Regions from separate parts of the Homo sapiens genome. Here all the other regions are linked to region 3. A link is a contact called in ENCODE Hi-C or POLR2A ChIA-PET data. All regions are on one chromosome and are shown on one strand. Each heading gives the region's core, a stretch centred on a gene start or an enhancer-like site at or near the end of the contact. The rest is flanking DNA. Distances are from core to core; before and after follow the strand shown. Region 1 overlaps GAB2 (GRB2 associated binding protein 2). Region 2 overlaps GAB2 (GRB2 associated binding protein 2). Region 3 overlaps NARS2 (asparaginyl-tRNA synthetase 2, mitochondrial).

Region 1 (3,736 bases), core at 517-3,016, 170 kb before region 3:
TAACTTCCTCTTATTGCTCTTGGCGCCCAGAAAACCTAGGTGGGCCACAATTTAGCTGTGCAAGAGTGTTATGCTCCCTTCTGGTGACAATGAAGGCCCGTGAAAGTTTATCACACCAGGATTCTGCAAGATTCTGCCTGGAGTCATGATCATAGTGTTGTTCTAAGATATAAAGGGCCGCCAATATGTGGAAGAGCGATTTGATTTATTTTTAGTTACTCAACATACTCAAGTTGAACAAGTACCAGCAGGAGCAGTCTACGGAAAACCAAATTTTATTTTTTTTAGAACGTAAGAACTTTCTAAATGAGTGGTCCAAAGCAGGTCTCTTGGAAACTGGAGAATACTCAACACTGGAGATTTTGAAGAAAGAGGCAAGGTGAGGGATCAGCAAACTTTGTTAAGGATGTTAGCAAATATTTTGGGTTTTACAGGTCATATTTTCTCTGTCATAACTACTCAGTTCTATAGTGGCATGACAGCAACCATACACAATTCATAAGCAAACAGGCATGGCTGTGTTCCAATAAAACTGCTTAGAAAAAGAAGTGGTGGCAGGATTTGTTTGTTGACTCCTGGCCTAAACAAAGGGTGGGAAGGTTGGGGAGTGTGACAGAAGAAGGGCTCAAAGAGTAGATCAAGGCTGGGCGTGGTGGCTCACGTCTGTAATCCCAGCATTTTGAGAGGCCGAGGCAGGCAGATCACGAGGTCAGGAGATTGAGACCATCCTGGCTAATACGGTGAAACCGTCTCTACTAAAACGACAAAAAAAAAAAAAAAAAAAAAATTAGCCAGGCGTGGTGGCGAGCACCTGTAGTCCCAGCTACTCGGGAGGCTGAGGCAGAAGAATGGCTTGAACCTGGGAGGCAGAGCTTACGGTGAGCGGAGATCGCACCACTGCACTCCAGCCTGGGCAACAGAGCAAGACTCTGTCTCTGTCTCAAAAAAAAAAAAGAGTAGATCAATAGATGGACAAGAGACTACCTAAGGTCTATTCTCCCCTATCTTGAGAGACTTACTTTTTTCTTTTTCTTTTTTTTTTTTTTTTTTTTTTTTTTTTGCGACAGGGTCTCCCTCTGTTGCCCAGACGGGAGTGCAGTGGCGCAAACATGGCTCACTGTAGCCCCGACCTCCTAGGCTCAAGCGATCCTCCTACCTCAGCCTCCCATTTAGCTGTGATCACAGGATGCGCCATCATACCCAGTTAATTTTTTTTTTTAGAGATGGAGTCTCACTATGCTGGCTAGGCTAATGTCAAATTCATAGGCTCAAGTAATTCTCCCACCTCAGCATCCCAAAGTGCTGGAATTACAGATGAGCCACTGTACCCAGCCCCTTATGTATTTTTTAACTAAGAAAACATGATATGGTAACACCTCATTTAATCAGATTACTCAGATTCTTAGAACAGAGGGATGTGTTCTTCTGAATAACCACATCTCCACCTGGGAGCTTCACTAAGAGGTGTGTAGGGGTGTGTGTGTGTGTGTGTGTGTGTGTGAGAGAGAGAGAGTCAGTCTTTGTTATTGGTGAATTTTTAAAAAATAAGGCAAAGAGCTTTTTGAAGATACAACTGTTATGTTCTTCATATACCCGCCTAACAGGTTTAAATTATAGGTATCACCCAGTAACCTCAGTTAGATTCAGATTAACCATAAACCTCACTTCATAGGATTCTCTAGGTTTACTGGCAGTTTTTGGTTTTACCCTCTTCAGAAAGCGGGAAGTTAAAAGGACACGCCTATTCCAGGAGTTTCGCAAAAGCCTCTTCCAAGTAATGTCTTGCCCCTTCTACAACCTTAGCCACAAGGCACGTGAGATTTGGTATCAGAAAAGATGATTTGAGACCTTGAGAAGTCCTTAGTCATCAAAGAAGAGTTCTGTTATCTTTGGTATACCAAAGTCAGGGCAGAAGATAGAAGATTCTGGAGGTTTAGAAATATTTTCAACTGTCAACTCTCAGGTGGTGATGTGGTTGAGTTCTAGCTCAAACAAACACAAAGACACAGGGGAATCTGATCTCACTTCTGAACATATGATGTACAAGTCTATCCTAATATATTTCAACACGAAGCTACTATGCCAGTCTCGTGTCCCATAATAGTTAACAGCAAACATTACAAGAGTACAGTGGGAGTCATGTAACAGTTACACATTTTTGAAGGCACACTTCCTGAGCGAGGAAAGGCTTTTTGCTATCCTTCCTCTAGCAATCCTTCGACTACTCTGGACCATAGAGACTTTATACTCTCTGAGGAAATTTTTAAAAGTGTATTTGCTGAGCTCTTGCTACCTGCCATGTGCTTTCTACTCATTATCACATTTAATCCTTTAACAAATGCTGCAAGGTAAATAGGATCCTCTTAACAGGTGAGGAAAAAGAAGTTCATAGAGATTAAACAACTTACAGAGACCACAGCCCAAGATCTTCTTATTCTGTGGGTCCAGACCCACAAAGAACTTGAGGTGAAGCTACTGCAGATGAATTGCTCACTACACTTTGAGAAACACTGGCCACAGAGTTTATGAATTCAAGTTTATAGTTAATTGGTGATGGCAGATGGCAATAATGCAACTAGAATCTAGGCCTCAGCTCCTAGTCCAAAGTTATTTCCACTCCTCAAATGCAGATCCCCTAGAAGAGAGCAGCATAGTTAACTGTATTTGTTCTGGACTCATTCATCTGAGAAAGGGCAGATAAGTACAGTTTCCCTCGGACTCTAAAGGAACTTATTTGCTCCTCGGGCACAGAATGAATTTTTTCTTACCCCAAGACTATGACATTCTGAGGTCAGGGGCTTTTGTATCTCCAGCATTTATTTAGCACAGGACTTGATACTTCCAAAGCACTATATAACTGTTCAATGAAAGTTATACCAAAGGAACAAAATAATGTTTATTTGCTTCTGTTTTGGGGGAAAAAAACCTCTCAGTCAGATGATCTGTTAATTTAACACAATCTCTATTCCAGGTAAGATGGTACACAGACACCATAAACACAAAAGATCACCTAGAATCCTTTATATAAAGCTGACTCCAACTATAGGCTTCAAGGAGTAGATCATGGTAATCTAGATTAAGCCAATTTGCACCATTTCATCCTACATGCCACTGTGATCAGTTTAGCGACAAGCGTTATGTTCCAAGCCAGCTCAGAGTCATTAAGATTCAACTCCAGGACCTTTGTTTTGTGTTACTCAAACTGGCTGTGTCACTGGACAAAGGGTTGTCACAATATTTCCCTGAAGTTGCAGGAACCACTATTTGTCGCCTAAGAACAGCCAACCGAGAGAGAGCAAGAGAAAAAGAGTACGTGTGAGAGTGAGGGAGAGCGAGAGCATGCAAGCAGGTTAAAAGATGGATATTGATGAAATATGAGTCTTTTTTTATTTTTATTTTTATTATACTTTAAGTTTTAGGGTACATGTGCACAACGTGCAGGTTAGTTACATATGTATACATGTGCCATGTTGGTGTGCTGCACCCAGTAACTCCTCATTTAGCATTAGGTATCTCTCCTAATGCTATCCCCTCCCCGCTCCCTCCACCCCACAACAGGCCCTGGTGTGTGATGTTCCCCTTTTTGTGTCCATGTGTTCTCATTGTTCAATTCCCATCTATGAGTGAGAACATGCGGTGTTTGGTTTTTTGTCCTTGCGATAGTTTGCTGAGAATGATGGTTTCCAGCTTCATCCATGTCCCTACAAAGGACATGAACTCATTTTTTATGGCTGCA
Region 2 (4,076 bases), core at 511-3,010, 150 kb before region 3:
GAGACAGGAAGAGAAATTAACAGCTAGTCACGACAGTACAGGCAAGGGAGAGCCTGAGTAATGTCACTGGGAGTGGGGACAGAAAAAAAGGTATTTGAGAATTACTTAGGAGTTAGGTCTTAGTGACCCACTAGAAATGAAAACTGCGGGAGAGAGAAGAGTCAAAAGTAACTGCCAGATAAAAGTTTCAAGCTTGGGAGATCAGATGACAGGTAGGGAAATATTAAGAGTAGCAGACTCAAGCAATTAAAAAAATTGAGATATGATTCACATGCAATACAATCTACCCTTTACAGTGTACAATTCAGTAGCTTTTAGTATACTTGCAAGGTTGTACAACCATCACCACTATTTAATTCCAGAATATTTTCATCACCCAAAAAGAAATTCCATACTAACTAACAGCCTTTCCCCAGTCCCTGTCCCCCTCCCCAGCCTTCATGTAATTTTAAGAGAATAAAATCTTGTGGTTAAACCCTGCCCCCTGCCTTTTTTTTTTTTTTTTTTAAATTGAGACAGGGTCTCAGTCTGTCGCTCAGGCTGGAGTACAGTGGCATGATCACAGCTCACTGCAACCTCAACCTCCCCAGGGTTGAGGGGATCCTCCCACCTCAGCCCCCTGAGTAGCTGGGACTACAGGCACATGCCACCATGCCTGGCTAATATTTTTTTAAAAAACCTGTCTTGACAGAGCAACAATGATATTCAACTGGTCTCAGCAGTTCAATCCCCAAGATCTTAATTTGCTTCTCTATTTCACAAAGTGGAGAGCTCTGGGGAAACAGAAAAGCTGCTTTTCTCAGGATATAGAGAGTAACATCCTGTTTCCTAGTTCTACCTTGGATAGGGACTCAAGTCAACAGAGAGAGATCAAGGGTGGCAGAGAGAGGTGTCTGGTTATAATGGCTTTCAATCAGTCCCAGTACGGTTCACTTTGGGGAGGGTTAGAAATGTGTGTGTGTGTGTGTGTGTGTGTGTGTGTGTGTGTGTGTGTGTGCGCGCGCGCCTGTGTGTGTGGTGGTGGCAGTGGTGGGGTAAGTTGTCACAATGATTGGAAAGCCTTACAGGCATTAGAGGGCAGAGGACAGGTATATTAACCTCAAACCATGCATAGGATAAAATCTCGCATAACAAAGAATTGTCCCACCTACAATTTCAATACACGCCTCTGAGAAATGTGGGGGTGGAGGGAGTGAGGGGTTGGGCAGAATTCCTATTATTTCTGCAAGTACAAAAACCAAAATGAGCCGGGTGCGGTGGCTCACGCCTGTAATCCCAGCACTTTGGGAGGCCAAGGCGGTTGGATAACGAGGTCAGGAGATCAAGACCATCCTGGCTAACACGGTGAAACCCCGTCTCTACTAAAAATACAAAAAAAAAAAAAAAAATTAGCCGGGCACGGTGGTGGGCGCCTGTAGTCCCAGCTACTCGGGAGGCTGAGGCAGGAGAATGGCGTGAACCTGGGAGGCGGAGCTTGCAGTGAGCCAAGATCGTGCCACTTGCACTCCAGCCTGGGCGACAGAGCAAGACTCTGTCTCAAAAAAAAAAAAAAAAAGAAAAAAAAATCAAAATGAAAGTTATGATCTGTAAGCGGGAACCAGGCCCAGGCCCAAGAATGTGTGGTTAAAAATAGCTTAGAGAACAGAAGATTTAAATGAGCTCACAGTGAAAAGGGTTATTAATGGAAACTCAGATATTAATAGTGATGAATCTCAGTTCACCAAGGCGAACCGCAGCCCAGGCCTGGTCGTGTTCCAGCGCCACTGTCCTTCAGTCTCTGATGTGTGTTACAGCTGCAGCTTCAGGTGTGGGAAAGAGCAAAGTTCATTGCCACAAACCCTGAGCCTCGTATCACCCATCAGAAAGAGTACCCTTGTGGGTATGTCCTACAGTTCATTCTAAAAAAATAAGAAGACCCATTAGGGAGCTCTCTACACAGGGGAAAAAAGTTTGATTTGTCTCCTTACTAAAGGTTTTTTCTTTCACTACAATGATTTTGTATGAAATTCTGCCACTGAAGAACCCTGTTAAAATTAGCAATTTACTTTCAAACATTTATTATGTGTGAAGCTCTGGGAAGCAGAGGCAACAAGATGGGACAGTTCTCAGATCAAAAGGGCTTCTGTTCTAGTGGGGAAGCTAAAATATGGGCACAACTTCATAAAATATACATCTGCCTATATAATGTACTGAGGTAAAAATAATTTACTAAATGAAAGTAAGTTTTTTCTTCCCCCCATATTTACTGAACACTTATTAGGTACATTTTATATACATGAAAGTAAGTTTTGGGGTCAGCTTCATTACTTAAGAGCTGCATAAAAATGAGCTCTTTCATATACCTAAGCCTCAGTTTCAATTATAAAATGAAGATGATAATCCTAACCAGGTTGTTACAAGAATCAAGTAAGGTAATATAAAGGTTGTTTTTTTTTCTTTCCCTAAAGAATATTATATATATAAACTTTCCTATAAAGTTCTATTACAGAAAAGGAAGAATTTTTATTTGATATAAGAACAGTTCAACAAAGGATAGAGCATTTGAACTGGGCTTCAAACATACGGTTAGGATAGTAAATGCATTACACCAAAAGTAATAAATTATTCAATAAGTTTTCACTGAGCCACTATAACATAACAACAAAAGCCTCTGCGTGCCAGGCTGTGGGCCAGGCAGTGGTGTTGGTACTGCTTATTATATTGCTTTTAAATTGCCTCCATGCATTTGTTTATTCATTAATTCTTTCCATAAATACATAAGATACAATTAGTTTACCAGAGTAGCAAGACACCTAGAAAGCCTGAGACAACTGGACTTGGAGCGAGGCGGTAGTTAGGTATGAGGCTGTGGGCAAGAAGAGGTGCCTACAGAAGCTCAATCCCACCAGGTCATACAGAGGCCAGAGCCCTGAGGCCCTGAGATGGGGTGAGAGAAACAGGTAAGAGGCAGAGCAGAGTTCTACCGACAATTTTACCTAACAAACAATGCCGTCCAGGGCTGGCTGTAGTGATAGACATCAGCTTCATGCCTTGCTGCAAATTACGAAGAATACCAACCTTCCTCCCATGTCTAGGCTTGAAAACAGCCCTTTTTCTAGGTCTGTGTCACAGGGCAGCACATTACATAAGATGCCCTGAACTGAGGGCACAACCAACTGAATGTTCCTGGTGTTTACTGTAAACTCTGAGCCAGCATGACCTGTGGAGTTTAAAAAAAAAAAAAAAAGGTAATTTCCCTACAGTTCTTCAATAAGAAAGTAAGAGGAAAACAAGAGGGAGATTCTGGGGTTTCTCCAAGCTGTGTGGTCTTTACCACCACCACCACCACCACCACCACAACAAAAACAAAATACAGTTACTTTGGGCCAGGCACTCTCCTAAGCACTTTACATATAAGAGTTCATTCCATCCTTACAACATCCTGTGAGTTGTTACTATTATTATCCCATTTTATTTTATTTATTTTTTGAGACGGAGTCTCGCTCTGTCGCCCAGGCTGGAGTGCAGTGGCACGATCTCAGCTCAGTGCAACCTCCACCTCGCTGTTTCAAGCAATTCCCCTGCCTCAGCCTCCCGAGTAGCTGGGATTACAGGTGCCCACCACCATGCCCCGCTAATTTTTTTTGTAGTTTTAGTAGAGACAGGGTTTCACCATGTTGGCCAGACTGGTCATGAACTCCTGACCTCAGGCGATCCAACTGCCTCAGCCTCCCAAAGTGCTGGAATTACAGGCGTGAGCCACTGCGCCTGGCCTATTATCCAATTTTAAAGATGAAGAAACTGGGAGGGTGAAGTGGTTAAGTAACTTAATTGTAGATATAAAGTTATAAATCGACAAAGCAAGGACTTATGACTCTGTCCTCTGGGCTCTTTTTGCTCACCAAGACCTGCCCCACGTGTCTCAGAAAAGTACTGAAACTTCTCAGATCTAGTGTCCTCAACTCCCATCAAGGGTGGCAGAAACGGGAACTAAAAAATATGTGTTTGTGTGTGTGTGTAATATAAAACATGATATACTGTTTCATGTTAATTCTTAGAGAATCTCTGGGTGGTGATCTATCAGTCCTTGGTCTGCT
Region 3 (3,746 bases), core at 137-2,636:
TCTGGCTGGCTCAGGAGTGAAGCTGCAGACCTTCGCGGTGAGTGTTAACAGCTCTTTAGGCGGCGTGTCTGGAGTTCTTCATTCCTCCCGGTGGGCTCGTGGGCTCGCTGGCTTCAGGAGTGAAGCTGCAGATCTTCGCGGTGAGTGTTACAGCTCATAAAGGCAGTGTGGACCCAAAGAGTGAGCAGGAGCAAGATTTATTGCAAAGAGCGAAAGAACAAAACTTCCACAGTGTGGAAGGGGACCCGAGCGGGTTGCTACTGCTGGCTCGGGCAGCCTGCTTTTATTCTCTTATCTGGCCCCACCCACATCCTGCTGATTGGTAGAGCAGAGTGGTCTGTTTTGACAGGGCGCTGATTGGTACATTTACAGTCCCTGAGCTAGACACAAAGGTTCTCCACGTCCCCACCAGATTAGCTAGATACAGAGTGTCCACACAAAGGTTCTCCAAGTCCCCACCAGAGTAGCTAGACAGTGTCCACTGGTGCATTCACAACCCTGAGCTAGACACAGGGTGCTGATTGGTGTGTTTTCAAACCTTGAGCTAGATAGAGTGCTGATTGGTGTATTTACAATCCCTTAGCTAGACATAAAGGTTCTCCAAGTCCCCATCAGAGTAGCTAGAAACAGAGTGTCCACTGGTGCATTCACAAACCCTGAGCTAGACAGAGGGTGCTGTTTGGTGTGTTTACAAACCTTGAGCTAGATACAGAGTGCCGATTGGTGTATTTACAATCTCTTAGCTAGACATAAAGGTTCTCCACGTCCCCACCAGACTCAGGAGCCCAGCTGGCTTCACCCAGTGGATCCCACACTGGGGCTGCAGGTGGACCTGCCTGCCAGTCCCGCGCCATGCGCCTGCACTCCTCAGCCCTTGGGTGGTCAATGGGACTGGGCGCCGTGGAGCAGGGGGCGGCGCTCGTCAGGGAGGCTTCAGCGACACAGGAGCCCACGGAGGGGTGGGGAGGCTCAGGCATGGGGGGCTGCAGGTCCCGAGCCCTGCCCCACGGGAAGGCAGCTAAGGCCTGGCAGGAAATTGAGCACAGCTGCTGCTGGCCCAGGTGCTAAGCCCCTCACTGCCCGGAGCAGGTGGGGCCCGCCGAGCCCACACCCACCTGGAACTCGCACTGGCCCGCAAGCACCGCAGGCAGCCCTGGTTCCCGCCCATGCCTCTCCCTCCACACCACCCCACAAGCTGAGGGAGCCGGCTCCGGCCTTGGCCAGCCCAGAAAGGGGCTCCCACAGTGCAGTGGCAGGCTGAAGGGCTCCTCAAGTGCCGCCAAAGTGGGCGCCAAGGCCGAGGAGGCGCCGAGAGCGAGAGAGGGCTGTGAGGGCTACCAGCACGCTGTCACCTCTCAGTGCCACTGCTCTCATCTCTTGCCCAGTATGCCTTCCCTCCTAGGAGTCTCCTAACCAGTACTTCACCACAGACTAACAAGCTTGGTATAGCCATACAGTGTTCTAGGCCACTTCCTCTCAGTCATTACAAAACAAAACAAAACAAAATGAAACATAACAAAACGAAACAAAGAAAACCTAGATTTGCACCTGCTAAACTAAGAAGAAGACCTTGTGACAGAAATGAGGAAGTACGTTTATAGAACACTGGGATCTTCTTTGGGAAAAATTTTTAAGAGATGTCTTTGAAAAACATTATCATTTTAAGAGATAGAGTGATAGATGACATTTAAGAAAAGATCACAAAGGCTAAATGAAAAACCCAACCTAAGAGGACTAACCCCAATTTATTTAGTATCTCTTCTTACCGTGTGCTGAGGGCCATCTTCATTATCCCTCATGTAGAAAGGCTTGAGTGTTAATGGATAATTAATAACGAAGACAGGTATGTTGCCACAGTGCTTCACCAGGTACTTTTCATGTTCAGTCCGTAGGTCAGCACCCCACTGTAATGAGAAGAAAGAAATGACCAAAAGAGGAGACAGAGGTGAAATATACAATTAAGCAGCTGAAAATAACCTGCATCAATTCTAAGGGCTTCATCTTCCTGAGGCTCCATGTGTGGAGCTAGCTGCTAAGGTTACACAGCTGACTAAACAAGAGAGAGATATTTGTTAACAAGAACACCTACAGGCCTGGAAAGATGAAAGCTGAGGCCAGTAGATAGACACTATGCTTACTGTGTCCCCATTGCTCCCCCACCCCCACCCCCCAGGAGCAGACAATACAGCACCTGCAGGAAAACAAAGTCTACTTTACAAGGAGATAAAAAAAAAAACCTGACTTCAGAATCACAATTTTTAATAGTGCCTACAGCTTCTTCCACGTTATTGTTCCTAAGTCTCAGGAAATTAAATGATAGAAGATAATATTCCTAATATTGAGCCTATCTTTGGCTAAATGACTTCTCTTGGTGACTTTTGTTTTTTTTGAGACAGAGTCTGGCTGTGTCGCCCAGGCTAGAGTGCAGTGGTGCAATCTCGGCTCACTGCAACCTCTGTCTCCCGGGTTCAAGTGATTCTCCTGCCTCAGCCTCCCAAGTAACTGGGACTTCAGGTGCCCGCCACCATGCCCGGCTATTTTTTTTGTATTTTCAGTAGAGATGGGGTTTCACTACGTTGGCCAGGCTGGTCTTGAACTCCTGATTTCGTGATCTGCCCACCTTGGCCTCCCAAAGTGCTGGGATTACAGGTGTGAGCCACAGTGATGGCCGGTGACTTCTTTTTAAATAAAAAGAGTCAACTCATGTATGAGATGCTCTTTGATGAATATTTATTAACTCTGTTCAATATATTTATTAAGCAAATACTAATGTGCCTATTAAATTCCAGGTACCATATGATATACTGGATATAGTGGTAAGAAAAAGTTATAATCCCTGACTTCATGAAGCTTCCAGGGTTAGGAGAAAAAGAAATGAAAACTTACACAAAGAATTGATCATAAATATAACAAACAGAGGTTACTTTTGTAATACATAAAGATCTGACTTAATTGGGATTGAACCGGTACAAGGAATAGTTTAAACACAAAGGTTAACATTATCTTATTACTACCACTTGTTTGGCAGTATCTTAGTTACAGGAAAAAATAACTGGAATAGGAAAAGAGTTTTGCCTCCAACATTATACATATGTCCATTGACAGACCATGTGGTCTCTCTGGACCTATATCATTGCCAATAAAATAAAAAAGCTCTGGCCAGGCATGGTGGCTCATGCCTTTAATCCCAGCACCTTGGGAAGCCGAGGAGTGCTTGAGCACAGAAGCCCGAGACTAGCCTAGGCAACATAACCCTGTCTCTACAAAAAATAAAAAAATCAGCCAGACCTGGTGGCACGCACCTGTAGTCCCAGATAGTTGGGAGACTGAGTTGGGAGGAATGATGAGAGCCTGGGAGGTGGAATCTGCAGTGAGCCATGTTTGCACCACTGCACTCCAGCCTCGGCAACACAGAGAGATCTTGTCTTTCAAAAAATAAATAAATAAATAAATAAATAAATTAATTAATTAATTAAATACAATAAAAAATAAACAAAGGAGTTCCTTCACAGAAAGAGAGAGTTGTACAGTGGTTGTCAGGGGTCTGGGAATGGGGCAAATGAGGTGATATTTGTCAAAGTGTATACACTTTCAGTTATAAGATGAACAAGTTCTGGGGATCTAATGTACAGTGTGGGTAATGACAGATGTGTTAACTAATTTGATTATGATAATCTGTTACACAATGTATACATGTATCAAATCATCATGTCGTATACCCTGAATATATACAATCTTCTTTTGTT

Evidence for each region. Hi-C counts contacts between places; a loop is a spot of excess contacts on that map. ChIA-PET counts read pairs that join two places held with the same protein, here RNA polymerase II (POLR2A). Pooled maps may share reads with other maps.
Region 1: a map of naive thymus-derived CD4-positive, alpha-beta T cell shows a loop between it and region 3 (3-fold over the local background). The contact joins two enhancer-like sites. A Hi-C loop is called at or near these places in 1 of 168 maps with a recorded cell type or tissue (naive thymus-derived CD4-positive, alpha-beta T cell) and 4 of 50 pooled maps. POLR2A ChIA-PET finds 5 or more read pairs at or near these places in 2 of 52 experiments (AG04450 and activated T-cell).
Region 2: a map with no recorded cell type shows a loop between it and region 3 (13-fold over the local background). The contact joins two enhancer-like sites. A Hi-C loop is called at or near these places in 8 of 37 single-sample maps with no recorded cell type and 9 of 50 pooled maps. POLR2A ChIA-PET finds 5 or more read pairs at or near these places in 3 of 52 experiments (AG04450, Caco-2 and Panc1).

Annotation. Positions count from the first base shown.
Region 1 is chr11:78,290,530-78,294,265 of GRCh38, forward strand. The region is part of intron 1 of GAB2 (GRB2 associated binding protein 2); the gene reads right to left. Among named protein-coding and RNA genes, the nearest start is that of USP35, 100 kb to the left of the region's middle. RefSeq lists an enhancer at 1-28. Within about 2 kb of position 1,767, at least 2 of the 41 ENCODE cell types and tissues checked have a DNase peak (open chromatin) inside an H3K27ac peak, as active enhancers do.
Region 2 is chr11:78,308,976-78,313,051 of GRCh38, forward strand. The region is part of intron 1 of GAB2 (GRB2 associated binding protein 2); the gene reads right to left. The region is part of intron 1 of LOC105369402 (a long non-coding RNA gene); the gene reads left to right. Among named protein-coding and RNA genes, the nearest start is that of GAB2, 110 kb to the right of the region's middle. Within about 2 kb of position 1,761, at least 17 of the 41 ENCODE cell types and tissues checked have a DNase peak (open chromatin) inside an H3K27ac peak, as active enhancers do.
Region 3 is chr11:78,464,110-78,467,855 of GRCh38, forward strand. It overlaps NARS2 (asparaginyl-tRNA synthetase 2, mitochondrial), which reads right to left. Exons shown (of 14, transcript NM_024678.6): 11 at 1,767-1,904. Among named protein-coding and RNA genes, the nearest start is that of LINC02728, 36 kb to the left of the region's middle. RefSeq lists enhancers at 1,361-1,410, 1,581-1,820, 1,931-1,990 and a silencer at 3,217-3,384. Within about 2 kb of position 1,387, at least 8 of the 41 ENCODE cell types and tissues checked have a DNase peak (open chromatin) inside an H3K27ac peak, as active enhancers do.